2 separate regions of the Homo sapiens genome follow, and region 1 is linked to region 2. A link is a contact called in ENCODE Hi-C or POLR2A ChIA-PET data. All regions are on one chromosome and are shown on one strand. The core of a region is the stretch at or near the end of the contact, and the rest is flanking DNA. Distances in the headings are between cores, read along the strand shown. Region 1 overlaps ITGA9 (integrin subunit alpha 9). Region 2 overlaps LRRFIP2 (LRR binding FLII interacting protein 2).

Region 1 (2,742 bases), core at 8-2,507, 480 kb after region 2:
GGGTTATCAGAACCTATGAGCTTGGAGAAGGGGCCCTGCGGAGCTAGGACCTGAACCTCTGAGGAGGGGGCTGGTGCTGCTGATCTCTCTGAGGGAGTGCAATGAGGCTGGCTCTGGGAGAATGGGGGGAAAATTGAAAACTACAATTAACTGCTGTTGGGGCCAGCTGCCGTGAGAAACTGTTGCTGGGATAAGCTGCTAGGAATAGGAAGCAGGGAGGAAGGAGCGAGTTCCTTTGCCCTCTCCAGCCTTGCAGGCTCCCTCCGATGCTCCATATTAGCAGAGCCTCACAGCAAGCCTCTGGCAAAACAAGTGAGGTTTGCAGGGTCCCAGCTCCAGTGTCACAGTGCAGGGTAGAGAAGGGTGGGTTGGAGCTGAGGACAACAGCTTCATAAACCAGCACAGCAAGCATCCAGTTACATTGAGTTGCTGAATCCCTGTTGGGTCATTCAATCAAACAATAATAATTAAGGTCCTACAGAGTGCCAGACACCCTGCTTATCCTGGGGCACGGAGCAGTGAGCAGGACAGGCAAAGTCCTTGCCCTCATGGAGCTGGCATTCTAGTGGGAGGGGGGCAGGCAGACGGGACAAAAACAACCAGCTGCTCTCTTGCTGGCTTTTCTAGATGAGCTCCGGGCCCCTTGTGTGGCATGCACTGTGCTTAGCACTGGGACACAGACAGACACAGACTTCTCACTCCGACTGTGGGCTCCTCCAGGAGCAGGTTTACAACGTATTTCATAAAGCACTTTAAAATAGGAGTTCTTCCTGTCCCTAATAGTATTATTCATCACTTCATTCTTGGCCTGGGAACAGCCTGTGGCCCCTTGGAGCCTCCTGGCTAGCATAGGTGAAGGTGGTGAATGCTTTGCCCAAGGGGACCCTGCCCCTCACCCGTGGACGGTGCTTGTACCTACTCACTGGCCAGGCTGAAGCCTAAACTTGCTTGTCAATCTCTGGAGGCTGGGAATCAAGCTGGCAGTTCTGGGCTTTCACCAGAGTGTGAAACGAAAACCAGGAAGGGGCGCTCTCTGAGTGATTGCATTTTGCACTCTGACCCAGTGCTCCTGTGTTTCCATGGTTAGCCTGAAACTCGGGAAGGAGAATTTGTTAGAATTTCACAGCTGAAATCTTGTTCTGACGGAGAGCAGGAATTAATCAAAACTTGCTGGGAGAGACCAGAGCTAGAGTTGATGAGAGACAGCTGGCTCCCTCCTGGCCCAGGCCCGTGCAGGGGGGCTCCTCGGGAAGCAGCCGGGGGCAGGGCAGGGAGGTGGCTGAAAGTATTACTCGGGGCTGATCAGCTTTTCCATCACCATGACATCATTCGACATGGCAGGGACACAAGCTGCCAGAAGGAAAAACCTAAAGATGTGAAATGTGCTGTTGGAGCAGGCCCTAATCAGAACTAGCAGCCTCCCAGGGACAGACAGGGGCTGGCCAGGCTGGCTTACCTCATGGCCGGCTGTGGGCAACTTGGACAGCCTGATCCACCCACCTTCCCAGGGCCCTGACCGCGGAGCCCGGGCAGCTGATCGGCTGCTTCCCAGACATGTCCTCTGCTTCCCTTTCCACCAGACCCTTTACCAGTGGGTGCTGGTAAAACTGCCAGTTCCGCTCAGGGCTTTGGAATGAGTGGTCAGCATTTCTTCTTGCCTCCTCAGGCAGGGTCTCTCGTTGTGACTCTTGCTTTCTTCTAGAGGAGACAGTCTGATGTAGAAGTAATTTCCTTTGGGGTAATTTAAAATGTCAAAATTTAAATCAAGGAAAAGTACTAATTAGGCAGTTCTAGAGATGAAATGCTTCCAGAATGATTGCACTTGGTGAATTGGATAATGCGGTATGTCTGTGATTGTATGTTTTAACATTTTAGAGAAATCTGAAAGTTTAATGTGCTGGCATGCACACACCCCGCTGGAGAGGAGCAGCAGTTGCCTTGTCCTCAGCTCAGTTTCTGTGAACTGTGGGTTGTTTCTCTCTTCCTTGAGTTGCAAGAGATCAGTACTTCCGGATCAGTACTTCTGCAGTGAGATGAAACTTTGGAGGAGTAAAGTTGGTGTTTGTAAATTATCTAGCACAGTGCTTGGCACACGTTGCAGGTTGAATTTATTTGCTTTTCCTTACTTACCCTGTGTTAATATGGGTTCTCCCCAAAACAGAGCCTGGGTCAAGGATCTGAGTGCATGTGGTTGATACACAAATGATCCCAAGAGGTACCAGTAAGGAAATGGGACAGTGAGACAGGAAAGGAAGGCAGTTGCAGGCCTCAGGCTTCTCCAGAGAAACAGAATGGAGAGAGAAAGAAATGGATTAGTTGGTTGATTTTCAGGAATTGGGTTGTGAGATTATGAGGTCTGGGAAGTCTGAATTCTTGGGGGCAGGCCAGTAGGCTGGAGACTCAGGGAAGAGTTGATGTTGCAGCTCAAGTCTGAAAGCAGTCTAAAAGCAGTTTATTTTTTTGGGAACCTTAGTCTTTTTCTCTTAAAACCTTCAACAGATGAGGCTTGCCCACATTTTGGAGGGTAATCTGCTTTATTCAAAGTCTACTGATTTAAATGTTAATCTAATATAAAAAAATACCTTCTCAGTGACATCTAGATTGGTGCTTGACCAGATTCTGGGTACTGTGGCCCAGCCAAGTTGACACATAAAATTAGCCATCAGAGCAGCCAAATAGAGGGTGTCTTATTGAGCAGGTTACCACTGTGGGCAGCTGGAGCTCAGTCCTGCTGGGGAACCC
Region 2 (2,700 bases), core at 91-2,590:
ACTCCACCAACAGGGGTCAAAGGGAGGCCTCTGCACTAAGATTAAGTTTGCCACTCCCCAATGGGAAAAGGGTAAGCTCTATATTGGGACTAACTCTATACTTCCCAGGCACCTCTGCCCTTTCAACACACAGGGTCACCATCATTAGCTGCCTTGAGGGAACCAGGACAAATCTCAGTATCTCCATCATTCCTATTTATGTGCATCTCACAAAGGGTCATATCCTTCCTCTGCAGTCTTCCTCACAAGGGTCTGTACGACCACTAACCTTCATCTCCTAACCTTTCCCAATGCCTGAAACTTTTCCACTGGGCCCTCTAGAATTATCAGTCCATCATCAGCAAACACCCTCTGTCCTCAGTCTTTTCTGAGCATCCCCCCTTTACCCTCGTGCTCTGATAACCCTCTCCTGCTGCTTCTGCAGCTCTCTCAAACACTGTTTTTGTTTTGTTTTGTTTTGTTTTGTTTGTTTGTTTGAGACAGGGTCTCGCTCTGTGGCCCAGACTGGAGTGCAGTGGCATGATCTCAGCTCACTGCAACCTCCGCCTCCCGGGTTCAAGCGATTTTCCTGCCTCAGCCCCCCGAGTAGCTGGGATTCCAGGTGCATGCCACCACGTCCAATTTTTGTATTTTTAGTAGATGGGGTTTCGTCATGTTGGCCAGGCTGGTCTTGAACTCCTGACCTCAAGTCATCCACCCACCTTGGCCTCCCCAAGTGCTGGGATTACAGACATGAGCCACCATGCCCGGCCCTTTTTTTTTTTGTACTTCCACAGCTTCCTACCACTGAATCTAGAAATGGAATAGGTGTCCTCTTGCTTTCCTTGCTGGTATTTTCCCTCCATCTTCCCTAAAAGTCCCAGGTCTTAATCTCGTCTCTTCAAATTATATACACTAACTACTTATCATTGCCAAAATCCCATTCCTTCATCACCATTTATTAAATAGCTCCCAACTTGCACTCCCTCTAGACTATTCCTGTCTTAATTTTTGGCAATTTCAATGTACATCTAAGTAGAGGATCTCCCTTACAAATGATCTCTCAATTTCTGGTATATCTCCTCTTACGGTTTGGATGTCTGTCCCCTCCAAATCTCATGTTGAAATGTATTCCCCAGTGCTGAAGGTGGGGCCTGGCAGGAGGTATCTGGGTCATGGGGCAGATCCCTCATGAATAGCTTTGCACCATTCCCTTGGTGATGAGTGAGTTCTCGCTCTGGTAGTTCACACAAGATCTGGTTGTTTAAGAGTGTATGTTACCTCCCCACTCTCTCTGGCTTCCGCTCGAGATATGACGTGCCTGCTGCCCCTTCACCTTCCGCCGTGATGAGAAGTTTCCTGAGGCTGGCTGGGCGCGGTGGCTCATGCCTGTAATCCCAGCACTTTGGGAGGACGAGGTGGGTGGATCACCTAAGGTCAGGAGTTCAAGACCAGCCTGGCCTGAGGCCTCAGGAAACTGAGCTCAGAAGCTGAGCAGATGCTGACAACATACTTCCTCTACAGCTTGCAGAACCATGAGCCAGTTTAAACCTCTTTTCTTTTTCTTTTTCTTTTTTCCTTTTTTTTTTTTTTGAGACAAAGTCTCACTCTGCCACCCAAGGCTGGAGTGCAGTGGCGCAATCTTGGCTCACTGCAGCCTCCACCTCCCTCCTGCCTCAGCTTCCCAAGTAGCTGGGACTACAGGCACCCACCACCATGCCCGGCTAATTTTTGTATATTTTTAGTAGAGTTGGGGTTTCACCATGTTGGCCAGGCTGGTCTCAACTCCTGACCTCAACCACCTGCCTCAGCCTCCAAAAGTGCTGGGATTACAGGCATGAGCTGCTGTGCCCAGTCAAACATCTTTTCTTTATAAATTACCCAGCCTCAGGTATTCCTTTATAGCGAAGCAAAAAATGGACTAACCCACCTCCCTTCCAAGGATCTTGCTATCTATCCCTTCTTGCCCTCAGCTACTCACTCCCACAGTCATATACCAGATCTCATCATTAGACAATTGTAATCCCTACACAATTTAGTTCCATGTATCCTCTCTCTAACCACTATTCCTCATCTTTCCAGGTCATTCTCTCTAGACCCGAATTCCAACAACCCTTCAACCACACTGGTACCACTAATCTACAGATTACATCTTCTTTCTACTATACCTTGATGTGTTCCTGAATATCTCCCGAATCCTCTTCATCCAGTTTAATTTCAAGGTCCATCATTATAATCATTTTCTTACATACTCCCTCACCTCTCCTGCCCCATTAATACTGTCCTAGTAAAATCTAGCTCTCTACCCACTCCATGCCTGCCCCTATGCTGCTGTAAGTAGCCAGAGAAACACATATAATAAATGCATTCACACAAACCTTCTAACATATCATATAATATTGTCTGATGTCTTCCTACTAGAATGCCTCTCAGGCAGGAATTTTTTTTTTCTAAACTAATTTATTCACTGAAATATCCCAGTGCCTAGAATAGTGCATGTTAAATAGTAGAATCTCACTCAACATTTGTTGAATGACTGAATAGGAGTTCCAAAATAGAGAACACAGCATATGGGAGGGGAAAAAAATCAGTAACAAAATCATTCAAGAAATTTTCCCAGAACTAAAGGATGGGAGCTCCTAGAATTGACAGGGGCCCAGCATCACACATGAAAACTTCAAATCACATGACTATCTTCAAATTACACCAGAATGCTAGAGA

Evidence for each region. A loop is a pair of places that touch in the nucleus more often than their neighbours do. ChIA-PET counts read pairs that join two places held with the same protein, here RNA polymerase II (POLR2A).
Region 1: a loop to region 2 is called in a map of Calu3, with 6 times the contacts of the local background. The contact joins two enhancer-like sites. A Hi-C loop is called at or near these places in 1 of 168 maps with a recorded cell type or tissue (Calu3). POLR2A ChIA-PET finds 5 or more read pairs at or near these places in 2 of 52 experiments (H1 and WTC11).

What each region holds. Positions count from the first base shown.
Region 1 is chr3:37,537,099-37,539,840 of GRCh38, forward strand. The region is part of intron 14 of ITGA9 (integrin subunit alpha 9); the gene reads left to right. Among named protein-coding and RNA genes, the nearest start is that of ITGA9, 86 kb to the left of the region's middle. RefSeq lists an enhancer at 840-1,341. Within about 2 kb of position 1,258, at least 7 of the 41 ENCODE cell types and tissues checked have a DNase peak (open chromatin) inside an H3K27ac peak, as active enhancers do.
Region 2 is chr3:37,059,851-37,062,550 of GRCh38, forward strand. The region is part of intron 24 of LRRFIP2 (LRR binding FLII interacting protein 2); the gene reads right to left. Among named protein-coding and RNA genes, the nearest start is that of MLH1, 68 kb to the left of the region's middle. Within about 2 kb of position 1,341, at least 2 of the 41 ENCODE cell types and tissues checked have a DNase peak (open chromatin) inside an H3K27ac peak, as active enhancers do.